Regions from separate parts of the Homo sapiens genome. Here region 1 is linked to region 2. A link is an interaction called in ENCODE POLR2A ChIA-PET data of the cell type or tissue named here. Cell type or tissue: A673. All regions are shown on one strand. Each heading gives the region's core, and the rest is flanking DNA. Links, peaks and the distances in the headings are about the cores only.

Region 1 (8,311 bases), core at 1,404-6,403, 110 kb before region 2:
AGTCTGAATCAGTCCGAATATGTCATGAGGAATACACTCAATATACAACGGCCTTCAATCAAAGCGTTGGGGCACTACCACAGTTTCTGGTCTCCTTGATTAAAAAAGCAACAAATGTTTTATATACATGCTTTGCTGGTCTCCTTTCCCCATCTTGTTTTCTAAATTGTCAGAGACCCTTCTTACCCACATAACCAGTGGAAGTCAGTGCACTATAATGAAAGAAATCAGAATATAGAACTGCTCTTCTATATGCTGGAGAGCTGCAAAACTAACTTCTGAAGGGATCCGTGTGAAAACATGCCTGGGGTGGACTTCGCCTGTAAAGAAGCTCGAATGCTTTTGGATGTAGGAACTAACATCAGACACATTGACAAAAAGCCAGTAGAAAGGAAATGGTAGCAAACGCAGAAAGAACCACTTTAAAATAATACAAATGGTCAACATTAGTTTGATATTGACCTTAGCCAAAAAGAGTTTTCATATGGAAGACTAGCTGAGGTTCCCTGTCTGTGGAAAACAAACAGCAAGACCTCTTACAAAGAAGCTCACTCCCCTTTGTCCAGCTCAGTGTCACCTGCTCAATCTGACCATTCTGTTCAAAATTGCATATTGCCACCAGTTACCTAGCACTGCTATCCCCAGTCCTTGCTAGGTTTTTCTCCGTAGCACGGGTCACCTCCTGTTATAGACTCCATGTCTGTGTCCCTCCCAAATTCATATGTTGAAGCCCTAACCCCCAATGTGATGGGATCAGGAGGTGAGGCCTTTGGGAGGTGATTAGGTCATGAGGGTAGAGCCCTTATGATGGGATTAGTGCCCCTGTAAGAGGAGATAAGAGGGAGACTGCTTTCCCACTCTGTCTGCTCTCTGCCATGTGGGCCATCTGCCTATAAAGCCAGAAGAGGGCCTCACTAGAACCCACCATGGGGGCACCCTGATCTCAGATTTCCTAACCTCTAGAACTGTGAGACAATACATTCTTTTTGTTTAAGTCATCCAATCCATGGCATTTTTGTTATAGCAGCTGGAACTAAGCCTTCCGACATACTATGTAATTTATATATTTTGGATATTGTCTCCGCCCTCCCCCTAGAATGTAAGGCCTACAAGGGCACAGATTTGCATCTGATTATTCACTGCAGTAGTTCCAGCACCTAGAAGTGTCCTGGTACATAGTAGACATTATCTTTTGAATGAATCAAACTAGCGAAATATAACATGGAAACGGACTTATTCACAGCAGCAGCAAAGAGCAGCACTTGCTGAATTCCATGATAAAGAGTGTGGTTGTTGCCGGTCATCTGAATGTTTGCACTTGACCTTGGACATTACCTGCTTCCCAATGTGATAGTCTTTTTTTTTTTCTTTTTGAGACAGGGTCTCCCTCTGTCACCCGTGCTGCAGTGCAGTGACATGCTCACAGCTCACTGCAACCTCCACCTCCGAGGCTTAAGTGAGAGTCCCACCTTAGCCTCCCAAGTAGCTGGGACCACAAGTGGGCACCACCACACCCAGCTAATTTTTGTATTTTTGTAGAGAAGGGGTGCCACTATGTTGCACAGCTGGTTTCGGACTCTTGGGCTCAAGTGATCCTCTCGCTTCAGCCTCCCAAACTGCTGGGATTACAGGCGTGAACCACCATGCCCAGCCTCCCATGTGATAGTCTAATGCTTAGCAACATAAACCATCATCCAGAGGGTAAACATTAGTGACATATTTTAACATGTTCATAGATGCAGAAAAAGAAACAGAACTATTGAGTACATGAAAGCGCCTTCACAAAAATTATGACAGTGAGAAACATCTGGCATAGAAAAATTATGACAGTGAAAGGAATCTGACATAGGTGACTCCATCTTGCTTCTAACCTCCATGCTGTCTTTGTTTATTCCTAGATGTAGGCCGAACTAACTTTGGGAGCAATTTAGTTTATAGTTTAACTTTAAAACAGGAATGATAACAGCCCTTTCCTGAAACAAGCCTCTCCTTGCTCAGGATCAAAACTACCTTTATAAAACTAACAAATCAGCCACAAGGTTAGAATTATGGTTCAGTAAGGAGCCATGTAGCCACAGGTCGCAAGATTCCTACCCTCCCCAATTGCTCCTACAGATAACATCACTATTGTATTGTGCAGGGTCTGGATTTTATTGAATAAATAAATACAATAAAAAATAAAAAACATCACTATTGTAAAACCTAAGATTGGTGTTCAAGATATTTTTCAGACCCTGTATTCTGATGGACCAGCTGGCACCACCCAAACCAGTAAACTGGCTCCACAAGTTTTGTAATTCCATCCAGGAAGTGAAGACAGCCAGAAGACAGCTTCGACCTCCTATGATTTCATCCCTGACCCAAGCAATCAACACTCCCCATTCCCTAGCCCCCTGCCCACCAAACTACCCTTGAAAAACCCTAGCCTTGGAATTTTGGGGGAGTCTGATTTGAGTAATAAAGTCCAGTCTTCCACTTAGCTGGTTCTGCATTTATTAAACTCTTTCTCTATTGCAATACTGTTGTCTTGGTAAATCGGCTGTATCTGTGCACTGGGCAAGAAGAACTATTGGGCAATTACAGACACATATGCATGAAAATAAAAAGCCTAAGAAGGTTGGCACATAAATCCCTTATTAATGGGGGCTTGCCAACTAAACAGAGCTTGTTGTGGGAAAAGCAATTCAATGATCACATAACAAAATCCTTGGGCATAAAAATATCCAGCTCCAGCGTTTCTTCCCTCACATCATCTCTGGTGTTTTTCCTGGCTCACTTTCTCAAATCTCCTACAATTTGGTGGCAATTAACCCCCAAATGCAAAAGAACTTGATAGGAGAAGCTGAAATGAGAGAAAAATGCCTATGTCCACAATTCTAAGATTTAGACCACATTTTCCATCCCAAATTATACCATTTAGATCAGAAAACTATCCACACTCTTTATTGCTGACACCACAGTGAGTAAGAGCAGGAAGAAAGAATGGCAGAGAAAAGCCAAAGTTAAATCGCTCTTCTGGAGAAGGGGAGGGAGCTGGCAAAATCTTGTTTGCCTGTTGTAGGGAATGTGGTAGGGTAACAGAGGCCAAGATTCTACTGAAAAACAAAATTTTAACATGTGATTTGTGGGTAAGAGGTCACATATTTGATTATACATCATCCTAAAGGTACTCAATTACATTCCTACAGTCTAATTTTATGGCATTCCTGCGTTATTGCTTCTCTTTGGTGCCACTTTAGTTGGACTTATTTATTAAGATGCCTTTTTTTTTCTCTCCCTAAGACAGAGTCTCCCTCTGTCTCCCAGGCTGGAGTACAGTGGTGTGATCTTGGCTTACTGCAACGTCCACCTCCCAGGTTCAAGTGATGCTCCTGCCTCAGCCTCCAGCATAGCTAGGATTACAGGTGTACCCCACCACAACCAGCTAAATTTTTGTATTTTTAGTAGCGAGAGGGTGTCACCATACTGGCCAGGCTGGTCTCGAACTCCTGGGCTCAAGCAATCCACCGGCCTTGGCCTCTTAAAATGCTGGGATTACAGGCATGAGTCATTGTGCCTGGCCCAGCCCATTTTTTATTGTTCTCATGCAGACATGCAAACATCTGCTTTCCAAGCAATTACAAATCTTCTGGTACATTTATAGAAAGGAAATCCTGAACCATTTGGATTATCTATAAATCACAGTATGCTACCCTGTACCTGCCAGAACATGTGGTATAAATTAAAACATGATGAAAAGGGTATTCTTAATTTTTAAAATTTCAGCCTATTATAATTTGCCTGCAATTGAATTGCATTGTTACTGAGGTCTCAATTAGAAGAAAAGAGGACAATCTTTAGTGAAATTAAAACAGGGTGACCCATTTCCAGTTAAATCAAGCCTCTATCCCAGATGGGCCATTTTGTAAATCAGAAGGCTAGATGCATTATCTTTCCTGATGATGATGATGATGATCATGATGATGATGATGATGATGTGTGTGTGTGTGTGTGTGTGTGTGGGGGGGGGGGTGGGTGTGTGGGTGGGTGTGTGTGTTTTGGGGGGAAGGCATTCAGAAGCCATCCCCTTTAACTTTTGTCTTCAGGCAGGGTGTGTCCAAGCTCTCCAAGGTTCTTTTTCTCCTTATTTTCAGAGTCAGATATATGACAGCTTCCTCAGATGAACTGGTTTTTACCAAATGGAAGCTGATTTTTAAGCTGAGCCCCTGACTTGTCTTTATGATATATCATAAAGACATATTTCCCCTACCTCTTTCTTTAGTATATAAAGAAGGCCATTGCCTCACCTTTGGCAGCCGATTGTTAAGATTAGGCTGCGTCTGTGTGGTGGAATGTTAAGTGGTCAGGCTAATAGACATTCATCTCACAGCACTCTGGGACAGTCAAGATGCTCGGGGTCTCCTCTCTCCACACCCATCACTTTGCCAGGTCTCCTCCCTTGCTTTGCTTGGGGACTACACAAAGAGGCTAAGTATTCTGGGACCACAAAAAAAGGTAGAGGTCAGCAAGGGGACTAGGTGCTGGTACCAATTCTAGGGGTTGGAAGAAACTAGCAAGAAGGGAAAAGAGAAAATTATTTCACAACAGAACTAAGAGACACAGCTCTACATAATAGGAACCTCCTGTTTGCTCCTGGTATATACGAAGCACATTATTTAATTCTGTTGTTGATTAGAATAAGTACTTAAATTAATAATGTTTAAAGACAATAACAAAAAGCACTTAATGGAAAAATAGAGGCTGTCGAGAATGTGAAGACCGAAGAGGTAAAGTAGAAGGGAATAGAAACATTTGCATACTAAAAGCAGAAATCTGTTTCCTGCAGTGATGCTATTTGAATACTTGGCTCATTATTTTCTCACTTTCTGGTCCAATCTAAAGCTCCAATTTCTATGAGGAAATCTAATCCGTTAAATTCAGACCATCTGCACAATGAAAATATTCAGAAAACCCTAATAGCCAACCCTATAATGGAGCAAATTCTACTCTGAACTACAGCCTTTATATAAGTAATAAAGGGACAGAGATGGCACCAGAGATTAAAGAAAAAGGCTATCACAGGTATGTGCAAATCATCATTTTGCCATAGTAAAAAGTAATTGAAGTCATATTTTTTGAAGAAAAAACTATGACAGTAAATAATTTGGCAGCACATTTTTTAAAATTCAAAAGTATTTCTCTTCTACACATTTCAATAATACCTCAAATATTTGGGTAGTTTTAGTTTTATAAGAGAAATAATTAAAAGAGGCACAAGGGAGTCTTAGAAATTGCTACATATTTGGGATTTTCCCCTACCTAATAAAAAGAGATAAAAGAAAGCCCTAAGTATGGAGAAATTAACGCCTAAGGATACCCAGATAAAGAACATTTTCATTTCTTAGTAAGACAAAGAATGAATGTTTTAACTTTATTTCACAAGCAACAAAATCCATGAAGCTTTTGTTATAATAAAAAAAAATTAAGTCATTGCAGGACTATAGTATTACCTATGGAAAAAACGTGTATAGATTTTAGTCTTCTTTTAAAAAATGTGTGGGTTATATATGCTGCATTCATATATCTTGAAACAGCACGTTCTATCAGAGAAAATTTTTACATTCAGCTGTGTTTTAACCTTTCCAATGCAAATCACTTGTGTCTTCCTAGGAGAAAATTGGACAGAAACACTTAAAGGTTTAGGAAGGGTTACTACTCCTGTCTCTGCATCCGAAAGCTGCTTTCTCATACCACAGCACACATGAAACTTCTCATTGTGTGCTGCTTGGGAGGGGCGTGCATTATTTAACATTATAGTGGGTTAGGAACAGTGGGGCTCAAGCCTCTGCCTGAAATAATGAAAGACACCAGAAAACAGATTCACACTAGGCAGAACTGAATCCTAACACTAAGACGTCATTTGAAGAATTCTGCATGAACAAATGGCTCTCCTTACATATAAACTGGAGTTTAAAACCTTCTTTTAAAACAAATTTTCATAAGGAATAAAACTGCTGTAACATGATCTAAGCCAGAGAAACAATCTTTTAAACACCTCATTTTGAAAGCTATTACATTGAAACTGTCTTTTCCTTAAGACAATAATACCATTTTATCTTTTGGTTCAGAAATCCATTTATTAACATTCAATTTTTAATTTAAAACAAACTGCCTTGCTACTTGCTCTCCTATCCCCCCAAAAGAAGGAATAATGTCAGGGTGGGGCATACTTGTAGAAAAAGCTCTGACACAAAAATAATCCCCACTGTTTCAGGAAGCAAACCTAAGGACCAACCCAAAACCCAAGGGTTTTTTTTTTTCTTTTTTTCTTTTCCCTGTGTAATGCTATCATTGAGCTCCACCCAGATTTGACTGTACTTCAAAGACAGGAAAAAAAATTGTCAGAAAAAAAGCAAATTATCTCCTACATGTTTGTTTGCTGGCCCTCAATGGCATTCAGAATTCGGAGGGTCGAGTCATGCATTATGAATGAATGGGTTTCCAATGGTAACTGCCAGCCATGGAACTCAACCCCAGGATTCTCTAATAGAGGACAGAGTGGGGGGAGGGTCGCACGTTCTCCTCTACCCTGGGGCAGCGAGGAAGGAATCCTGCAAATCAAATATTTCATCTCCATGTTTGCACCCAACAGAGAGATGCAGGGGGCAAAATTCTTCTATTTAAAACAAGCCAAGATACACACTAAAATAAAGACTGGTAAAAATACAAATCTAGTCAGATCACATTAGAACTTGATAAGAAAATCTTGCATGATTTTCTCCCCATACTTGTTAATTTGGTGCCTTTGTTTAAGCAAAGAATGGGTCTGCATTTTACAGCTACAGAGGATGCAGCATCACCATGAGAGATGAAGGGAGAAAAAAGAACCGAGAGAGCAGGAGAAATCAGTTATCCACCTGGCACAATACTAAGCAGTCTGAACATTTAGGACCTACCCATTTCTGAAGACAAACAGACTAACCAACGAGGCAAAGAATTAAATCCTCCCAAGTCTGTCGCTGCAGCTACGCGGCAATCCAAAAGAACAACGCACGTTTCTGCTAACACTTCAAGTTGGGAAGCACCATGCAAAGAGACTGGTTAAAATTCCCTACCATGCAGTGCAGCCATCATCAGAAGCCCAGCATATCTTCTGCTCTAAGTAGTGATGTGCCAGTTCATGCACAGAACAGAGGAAGAGAAAAATGGAGGAAATGAGAGAAGGCTGGAAGTCGGCAGGAATGTTTCTGGGTCATTAACAAGTGGAAGACCCCCTTCAGTATTCACACCAATCGGTCTTGATCTTACAGGACATCTTTTTCTCACTGAGCGTCTGTTGAAAAGACTGCAGCAAACCAGGCAAGGGATTATGGGATAGGGATGCAGCAGCGAGCTGCAATGAGATTCGTGGGTGGCTTGCTTTCCCTCTGAGTCAGCAGTCAGCTGTTTCCATGCTCTCGTGCTGGGCCGCTGAGCTCCATCACCAGAAAGTGACTGCAGGATTCACCAGGGGAGAGGCGACCAGTGCAGTCTCCGTGCAACGCAGCCGGGGCAGGTACAGGGAGTGCTACAAATCAGACGAAGGGAGTGCTGGGACGCAAACGGTGAACGCAGTGAGAATAGATTCTAGGAAGAAACTGGGCATATGGTACCTCAATATGAAAAGTTCACATTTAGAGAAGAGCTTTGCGTGAGTGTGAGAGCACACACTTGCTCGTTAGAAAGAGAGACGACTGATTTCCTTAGATGTCTCAAGTAGCTTTAAACACATATCATAATTTTTTTAAATGCAAAAAACAAACAAACAAACAAACAGTCCAGTTCCACAAGCCCCTACTACTTTTCCTCTCTTGGTATTTACCCCAGGGCAGGGTCTATAAAGTACGGTTCCACAAAGTCAAATCATGCAATGACATTTCTTTGCTTTTTGTGGTTCTAATGATTCAGAGAAAAATCATATGGTACATATTTTGATTCGGGGATAACCAGACCTTGTTCTTCTTCTGATCATGAAGTTTTCAGTTAAAAGTTGAGAAACTTGACAAATAACATAACTTAATTTCCTGCCAAGTCATTAAACTTAGTTGTAAAAGGTATAAATAATGTAAAAATGATCAGCAAGTAGCCATATGATAGTGATTAGGTCTCCATATTACAAATAATAATTTAGAATAAAAAATCTTACATATCAGAGTAGAATTCACAACCGTTCCTTTTTCTACAACAATAAACGCAGGGAACAGTATTGCATCCTATTCCTTGGTTAGTTATTAGTTTCAAAGGGATTGCTAATAATGTTTATTTTAAAAAACTGGGCATCTGCATATTTGAT
Region 2 (8,311 bases), core at 1,077-6,076:
AACCAAAAATTCCAGCTTCCCTTGGCAAATCAGAAGATCTGGAGAACATTGAGTGTGGCTCACAGCTGCCTCCTCAGCAAGTGAACCCCAGCAGGTCCTGGCCCTCCTTGGATATCTATGCTCCCTGCCTGGCCCTGCAGTGGTAGACTTTGTCCTCTTAGGCATGGACCAACGTTTCTCTACCTAGTGTTTTGCCTAGGGAGCTCCTAGAACATATCCATACCTGGGCTTATACCAGTTAAGTCAGAATCTTGGAGTCTGGGGAAGGATCCAGGTTCAGAGGAGTTTTTAAGTCCCCAGGTGATTCTAGCCTGCAGCTAGGGTAAAGAATGGCTGGGCTGGGGCCATGAACGGCAGATGATAAATTGTTCACTTCTAGACGCCTCTTGGTGGTTAATTTTACTTTTTCGCCATTTTGTAAGTTTTTCATTATATCCAATCAAAATCTGGTTTTCTCTTACTCCATCCTTCTCAGCCCCTCACACATTTGACAGTAACGAAGTCGCCACTCCACCTTCTCTCCCTAAAACAGCCTCGGTTCTTTTAGTCTCTCCTCTTTCCACCTCATTATTTGATTTCCCCATTCTGAACCCCTTCCCTCCAATTTCTGCATATTCTTTTTAAAGTACAGTGGACAAAATTAAGAACAATACCCTAACCATTATTTTACTAGAGTAGAATTCAGTAGAAGTATTTATTTCTAGTTTTGATATGTCATATGTAATATTTCAGAATCACATTTATTTCTTTTAACAACACTTCTACTTAATCATCATCTGGTTTTTATTAACAAGAAACTCATGTGCAAAAATCTGAGAAACCCCACTCTGAGATGGAAAACCAAAATTTGGGACACATTTTTTCTTTCTTTCTTTTTTTTTGAGACGGAGTCTCACCCTGTTGCCCAGGCTGGAGTGCAATGGTGTGATCTCGGCTCACTGCAACCTCTGCCTCCTGGGTTCAAACAATTCCCCTGCCTCAGCCTCTCTAGTAGCTGGGATTACAGGTGCCCACCATTACGCCTGGCTATTTTTTGTATTTTCAGTAGAGACGGAGTTTCACCATTTTGGCCAGGCTGGTCTTGAACTCCTGACCTCAGGTAATCCGCCTGCCTCGGCCTCCCAAAGTGCTGGGAATACAGGCGTGAGCCACTGTGCCTGGCCAATTTGGGGCAAATTTAAGCACCAAATGTCAAGCATTATTTTTGAGGCAGACAGACATCAATCTTTCCCCAGGGCCATAACCTGATAAATAAAATTAAAGAGACCATATGTGTCCATATGGACACCATGTGTGTACAAGCAATTGGTTAGTGTATTTTTAGGCAAATTCTAAGCTATACTGATTACTACTTTTCTGAGGATTATTATATTTTAATTTTTCCACTTTGTAGTCTTTCTGTCTTTTCTACTTGCTCTCATTAAGCCAATCCTCCAATGTCAGGTTAAAAGAAAAGCTGCTTGGTGGGAGATGGAAGACACGCAGAAATCGTAGCCTATCTCTTAGGCTAGGAGTTAGATATTACTTTGATGGATATCTGATATTATCCTGTTACACCCATTATATGGATGAGGAAACGGAGACCTGGAAAGTTTAAGTAGTTGTTCACTGTTCATTGCTCACACTCCCAACACAGGGTCCTGGCTCTGGTAAGCCCCTCTGGGGAAGGTGAGGTCTTCCATTGGCTATCAGCCCCTGACCGTGGAGGCCAGACACCACATCAAGAAACCTGAGCCTCAGAGACTGCAGTAGTTAGACTTCAGGTCCGCCTGCCTCTGTATCACATATTTGGGCCTCAGCCAAATCAACACAGAAATGCACTTGAAACATTAAACAGGACGTTCTGAAACCACGTGACTCTGTGAAACGCTCCTCGGAACCTTTAGGGAAGGGCCGAGTTTCTTTAAGAAATGTGTAAACGACAGAGACACACACCCTTGCATGATGCCAGCTCTGTAAAATTAAAACCTTGTCTGGAATTAAATATAAAACTGAGTTGAACTTCAAGATTCCTTTTAGCAATCTATAGTAAGGAAAAAAAACCACACCCCCCACACTCATATTTTGGGGAGAAAGGAGGGAATTGAGGTCTTTTCACTTCATGTCTGCCCTCTTAAACCCCTTGTGCGAAGAGAAGGAAGAAACGAGTTCTGGGCGCGGCGAGAGACTGAGGCCTGCAGGGCTCTGAAATCCCAAAGGCGCTGAGATCTCAAAGAAACCCAGACGCGCCCCCTCCGGGGCCCGGACTCAGCGATGCGCGCCGCTCCCTGAGACGCCGCCACGCCCGTGTCCCTGCAGGACCGGCCGCAGCCGCCACTGCGCAGCGCACAAAGGTCCCCACGGGCTGGAACACTGGCCTCATCTCGTTTCGAGCCAACCGTAAAACGCGCCTTCTCTCCATCTTCAAAAAGGGCCGGAAAGATCGGGGGCGGGACGGGGCTGCCTGCCCTGGCTGCCTAGGCCAAGGTTATTTCCTTTGTGTGTGGATCCCCAAAGCATAGGGCGGTTCCAAGCCCGGCGCTGGCAACCCTGCACTCAACGCCCCCGTCTGCAGCCTTCCGGGCTGTCGCCTCCTCGCCAGCGCGCACCACCTCCAGACGAGGCGTGGCGACGCGCGTCTCGGGGCCCTCCCGCAGCCCCGCCGCACGCGCGCCCGCCTCTCCTATCCCTGCCTTTCCGTCCCCGCCACCGGTCTGGAAGCTTTAAGCGCCTAGCCGCCTGCCAGCAGCGCGGGGGACACAGATACTCACGTTTCCAATTGCGTCCCGAAGCGCGCACTGCCCCCGCCGCTGTAATTAGAAGGACAGGAAAGGGCTCTGAGAGCTGCCTTTCAGGCAGCGAGAGGTGACAAGCAGGCGACCAGCTGAAAGCCCCTCATTTTCTGCAAGCTCACTCAAAATGCTCCTCAGTGCCGCCAGCGCAGCTGCCAGGTTTAATAACTGTGTCAGACCGCCCGCCCCTCCCCCACAAGGAGCCACAAAGATGACAGGCGGGGAACTAAATCCGCATGCCTAGCCGCAGTCACCCGGCCTCAGCCCCAGCGACGCCGCCGCTGAAGTGACTGTGCAGGGAAAGACCATGAAAAGGTGCAAATGCCAGCCTTGACCTAGGAATTCTCCAGAGACCACTTCCTTCACTCCGAGCAGAAATCGGATCCTTTTCCCAACAGTATTTCTGAAACAAAACAAGAGGCAGGCGCCTTTCCAGTTAACCTAACATGCATTTCAAATGCAAAAGGCTCTTTCGCAGCAACACTCGTCCCTATTTCTACTGGATTTCTGGGTATCGGTGGGATATTCTGCGCACCATGCAAAGCGTAAGAAGCTCATTCAACTGCTCTGCTCCCGTTTCAGTCGCGCGCACCAACACTCGTGTCTGTCCCCAGGACCCTGGCCAACAGAACCTTACTGTCTGAGGGGGCTCCTTGGCAGTTCCTCGTCGATTTGGACCATTTCCAAAGCACGGGCAGCTCCTTGATAGCGACTCAATCTTGTCAAGCAGGAAGGAATCAGTGGTTCTGTTTTGCAAGTGGAATATCAAAGTAAAGTACTCCACCGAAGTTAGAATTTTATAACATATATATATGTGTGTATATATATATATATATATATACACACATATATATATGTATAAAAAGACTGATCCCGAGCGCACGGCAGCCCGGCGACCACGCCCCAGGCCCCGAGTGCCCCGACTCCGCCCAGAGAGCCCTTCCCCGCGAGGCCCAGCCAGCCGCACCTGCCTCTGCGGGGGGTGGTTTCCCGGGAAACTCCGGAGAGCCTGTTCTCCCTCCAGACACGCGGTTCCCTTGACAACTGCGACTTAGCACTAGGCCTTCTAAGAAGAATGTCCATGAATGCCTGTTTTAAATCACAGATTCAAAGAGATTGACGAGGGTGGTTGGGCAGGAATAAGACGGCAGTGATTTGGGGGAATGGAAGAGGGGCCGCGCGAGCCTGAGTGGGGTCAGTGGCTATCGCAGGCGAGGGACTGCGTCGCTCGCCCTTCCCTACCAGTGAGTTAATACCTGGCTTTAGAATGAATTCCATCATTCCCTTCGGCTTATTTCCTTTTCTCTATTTATTTTCCTTAAGATACTATTTAAACAGTTATTTTGCACTGACAGAGCACTAGCTGGCTCCAGGTAGGAGTGAGGAGAAGCCCATAAAGATGTATGAAACAGAGGTGAGACTTCATGGGAATAATATTTGGCTATAGATGATCTCGTGCACAGAAATTCAAGAATTGTTTCAAATACAGTCTTGCATCATCAGGCCATGATGCTTATGAAATTTCACTCATGATTTCAGTCGGTTTCTATGGAGAAAAGAGGAAGTGTAGATGAGACTATGCATATTTATTAAACATTTAAATGTTCACATGCCACCTGGTTCCTTTTGTTTTGGTTTTGTTGTTGTTTGTTTGTTTGTTGAGACACAGCTTCACTCTATTGCCCAGGCTGGAGTGCAGTGGTGCCATCTTTGCTCACTGCAACCTCCGCCTCCTGGGTTCAGGTGATTCTCGAGTCTCAGCTTCCCGAATAGCTGGGAATACAGGCGTGAGCCACCAAGCCAGGCTAATTTTTGTATTTTTAGTAGCGATAGGGTTTCACCATGTTGGCCAGGCTGGTCTTGAGCTCCTGGCCTCAAGTGATCCGCCCACCTTGACCTTCTCAAGTACAGCTATTACAGGTGTGAGCCACTGCCTGACCTCTATCTTGTTACTTTTGGTTACAGACATATCATACTAATCACACCACAAATAGGCGCTAAAAGGTAAAATGAAACAAGTTAATGAGCTTGCATCTAAGGCATAAGAAGATTGTATATAAAAAAAATTACACATGCCCCGTACTGGTTTATCCTATGATCAATTATGTATTCCGTATTTGAGCTATTAAAAGTTAAAGATCAGTGGCATGTTTGAATTAATGAGATTTTACTATACACATTATGGTAATATGATTATATTAATCTCTGGGTTGAGACTGAAATATGTACATACAAATGCATCCTTTAAAAAGTCATAAATTCATTTCTGAAAAGTTTCACATGCATCCAATTTTCACAAAGCAAGTGATATTTCCATATTCTAGGGAAACGGTTTATGCAAAATAAAACACACAAGAAAATTTCTTCATAAAGCAAAAAAACCTTTTTGTTAAGAAAAATCATGCGTGTAATCCCAGCACTTTGGGAGGCTGAGGCGGGCGGATCATGAGGTCAGGAGATCAAGACCATACTGGCCAACATGGTGAAACCCTGTCTCTACTACAATACAAAAAAAAAAATTAGCCAGGTGTGGTGGTATGCGCATGTAGTCCCAGCTACTCGGGAGGCTGAGGCAAGGGAATCGCTTGAATCTGGGAGGCAGAGATTGCAGTAAGACAAGATCGCACCACTGCACTCCAGCCTGGCGACAAGAGCGAGACTCCAACTCAAAAAAAAAGAAAGAGAAAAATCATCTAATTTCTGTTTTTAAATTTTGTTTATTTATTTATTATTTTGAGATGGAGTCTCACTCTGTCACCCAGGCTGGAGTGCAGAGGTGTGATTCTGGCTCACTGCAACCTCTGCCTCCCAGGTTCAAGCCATTCTCCTGCCTCAGCTTCTCAAGTAGCTGGTGCTCACCACCAAGCCCAGCTAATTTTTGTATTTTTAGAAGAGTCGGAGTTTCACCATGTTGGCCAGGCCTGTCTCGAACTCCTGACCTCAAGTGATCCACCCATCTCAGCCTCCCAAAATGCTGAGATTACAGGTGTGAGCCTGTGCCTAGCCTAATTTCTGTTTTGAAAATTCACATGCTGTATCCTGAATCTGCTTTGAAGCACAAATTTTGTAAACATGTGACACACATGTTTATTTGCAAATGGAGATCCCTAAAGCAGAAATATGTATACCCAGCAATAGAATAGACATCCCTACATAGGCATCTCCTAATACATTTCATGTTTGAGAAAACAGAAAATTCTAAACAGATCATCTTCACTTTTAACAAAAATTAACAATGAACATTGTAGAAGTCAGTTAAAAGATACTAAGAATGCAGTCATTGAAAAATGTCTTTCTAAAGGATAATTAAGAGCAGGACGATTATATTCAGAATATTATATTAACTGATAATATTAAGTGAGATTCAAAACAGTAGATAGTTGTGATTCCAATCTTTTTCAAAATTATATGTGTGTATACTTACGACTATGATGATTTGAGGGAATTCTTGGCTTTATACTTGCCAATTTTTTTTCTTTTTCCTTTCATCTTTTTCTTTTTTCTTTTTTTTTTTCTTACTCTGCCCCCCAGGTTGCAGTGCAGTGATACAAACATGGCTCACTGAAGCCTTGATCTCCTGGGCTCAAGTAATCCTTCTGCCTCAGCCTCTCTGAGTAGCTGGGACTACAGGTGTGTACCACCATGCTTGACTAATTTAACAAATTTTTTTTTTGTAGAGACAGGGTCTTGCCATGTTGCCCAGGTTGGCCTCAAACTCCTGGGCTCAAGCAATCCTCTCGCCTTGGCATCCCAAAGTGCTGGGATTACAGGCATGAGCCACCATGCCTGGCAATATTTTCTATTTCATTTTATTTTCTATTTTATTTATTTTAGAGACAAGGTCTCGCTATGTTGCCCAGGCTGGTCTTGAACTCCTGGCCTCAATCAATGCTCCTGCTTTGACCCCTATATTTTCCATGACAAACATTTCCATGGAGAGCAGTGTGGTAGAGTGGTTAAGATGGTAGATTCAAAGTCAGAGGCCAGGTGCAGTGGCTCATGCTTGTAATCCCAGCACTTTGCAGGGCTGAGGTGGGAGGATTGCTTGAGGCCAGGAGGTTGAGACCAGCCTGGACAACACAGGGAGATCTTGTCCTACCAAAAATAAAAAATTAGCTGGGTGTGGTGGTGGGTGCCTGTAGTTCCAGCTACTCGGGAGACTAAGATGGGAAGATCCCTTGAGCCTAACAGATTGAGGCTGCAATGAGCTTTGACTGCATCACTGCATTCCAGCCTAAGTGGCAGAGTGAGACTCTCTAAAAAATAAACAAACAACCCCCCCAAAAGTCGGATAGATCTGGCTTTAAATCTCAGCTGCTACTTCCTGTGTGTTCTCATTTGAAAAATGGGATTAATAATAGCACGTTACTCAGCATGGTTGGAAGGATTAAGTGAGATAATGCCTGAAGAATACTCAGCACAGGACCTGGCACATGGAAGAATGTGCTCATTTTGGCAAATGTGTTTATCCTAATTTGTAGGCTTTTTTTTTTTCCAGGATTTTAGTTCTACATTGCACATTTTTGACCCTTCAATTAGACCTTCTTTTTATTCTTCTCCTTTGTCTTTGTCTTTCTTCTTCTGACAGGATCTCACTGTGTTGCCCAGGCTACAGTGCAGTGGCGAGATCACAGCTCATAGCAGCCTCCACCTCCTGGGCTCAAGTGATCCTCCCACCTCAGCCTCTTGAGTAGTTGGGACCACAGGCACATGCCCCCACTCCCAGCTAATTTTTTAAATTTTTAATAGAGAAGAGGTCTTGCTATGTTGCCAAGTGGGTCTCGAACTCCTGAGCTCAAGCAATTCTCACCTTGGCCTCCCAAAGTGCCCAGCCCACTATTATTAATATTTTATAAATGCAACATTGCTTATATTTGTACACAGTTTTTACCTATATTTCTCATCATTCCTTTTTGCTTCTCAGAATGTCCTTCTGGGATCATTCTCCTTTTCCTTAAAGTACATCCCTGGGAAGATTCATAGAGTGTTTTATTACTGAATTATCTCAGCTTTGGTTTGATAATGTCTTCATTTTGGTTTTGTTCTGATATACAGTTTCACTTGACATGATTTTGGGGTTCACGGTTATTTCTTTTTCTTTTTCTTTCTTTTTTTTTTTTTTGAGACAGAGTCTCACTCATCGCCCAGGCTGGAATGAATGCAATGTTGTGATTATGGCTCACTGAAGCCTCTATCTCTTGGGCTCAAGTGATCCTCCCACCTCAGCCTCCAGAGTAGCTGGGACTGGAGCTGCCACATGCCTGGCTAATTTTTTGTATTTTTTTTGTAGAAACGGGGTTTCACCATGTTGCCCAGGCTGGTCTCAAACTCCTGGCCTCAAGCAATCCACCTACCTTGGCCTCCTAAAGTGCTGGGATTACAGATGTGAGCCACCACGCCCAGTCTCATGGTTATTTTCAAGTAATACTTTGAAATATAATTCCGCTGTCTTACAGCTTCACTGTTGCTATTGAGGAATCAGCTGCCATCTAATTTTTGCTTCTTTTTCTAGTTAATCTGTCAACTTTAGGTGTTTTGCT

Evidence for each region. ChIA-PET counts read pairs that join two places held together with the same protein. Peaks named below come from ENCODE experiments on the same cell type or tissue, not always from the same donor. Only the 100,000 strongest peaks of a DNase experiment are listed, where the experiment ranks them.
Region 1: POLR2A ChIA-PET joins it to region 2 with 6 read pairs; 3 of 35 experiments call an interaction of 5 or more read pairs at or near these places.

What each region holds. Positions count from the first base shown.
Region 1 is chr4:153,256,391-153,264,701 of GRCh38, reverse strand. All of the region lies in intron 1 of TRIM2 (tripartite motif containing 2), which reads right to left. Among named protein-coding and RNA genes, the nearest start is that of TRIM2, 56 kb to the right of the region's middle. RefSeq lists enhancers at 4,571-5,087, 6,828-7,473. In A673, for the core only: no CTCF peak of the experiment used is centred there; DNase peaks (open chromatin) are centred at 3,571, 4,861 and 5,771; H3K4me3 peaks cover 2,290 bases; H3K27ac peaks cover 3,496 bases.
Region 2 is chr4:153,147,710-153,156,020 of GRCh38, reverse strand. It overlaps a transcript of TRIM2 not described here. Among named protein-coding and RNA genes, the nearest start is that of TRIM2, 53 kb to the left of the region's middle. RefSeq lists a silencer at 2,568-2,657. In A673, for the core only: no CTCF peak of the experiment used is centred there; DNase peaks (open chromatin) are centred at 2,250, 2,620, 2,960, 3,780 and 2 weaker places; H3K4me3 peaks cover 1,860 bases; H3K27ac peaks cover 1,877 bases.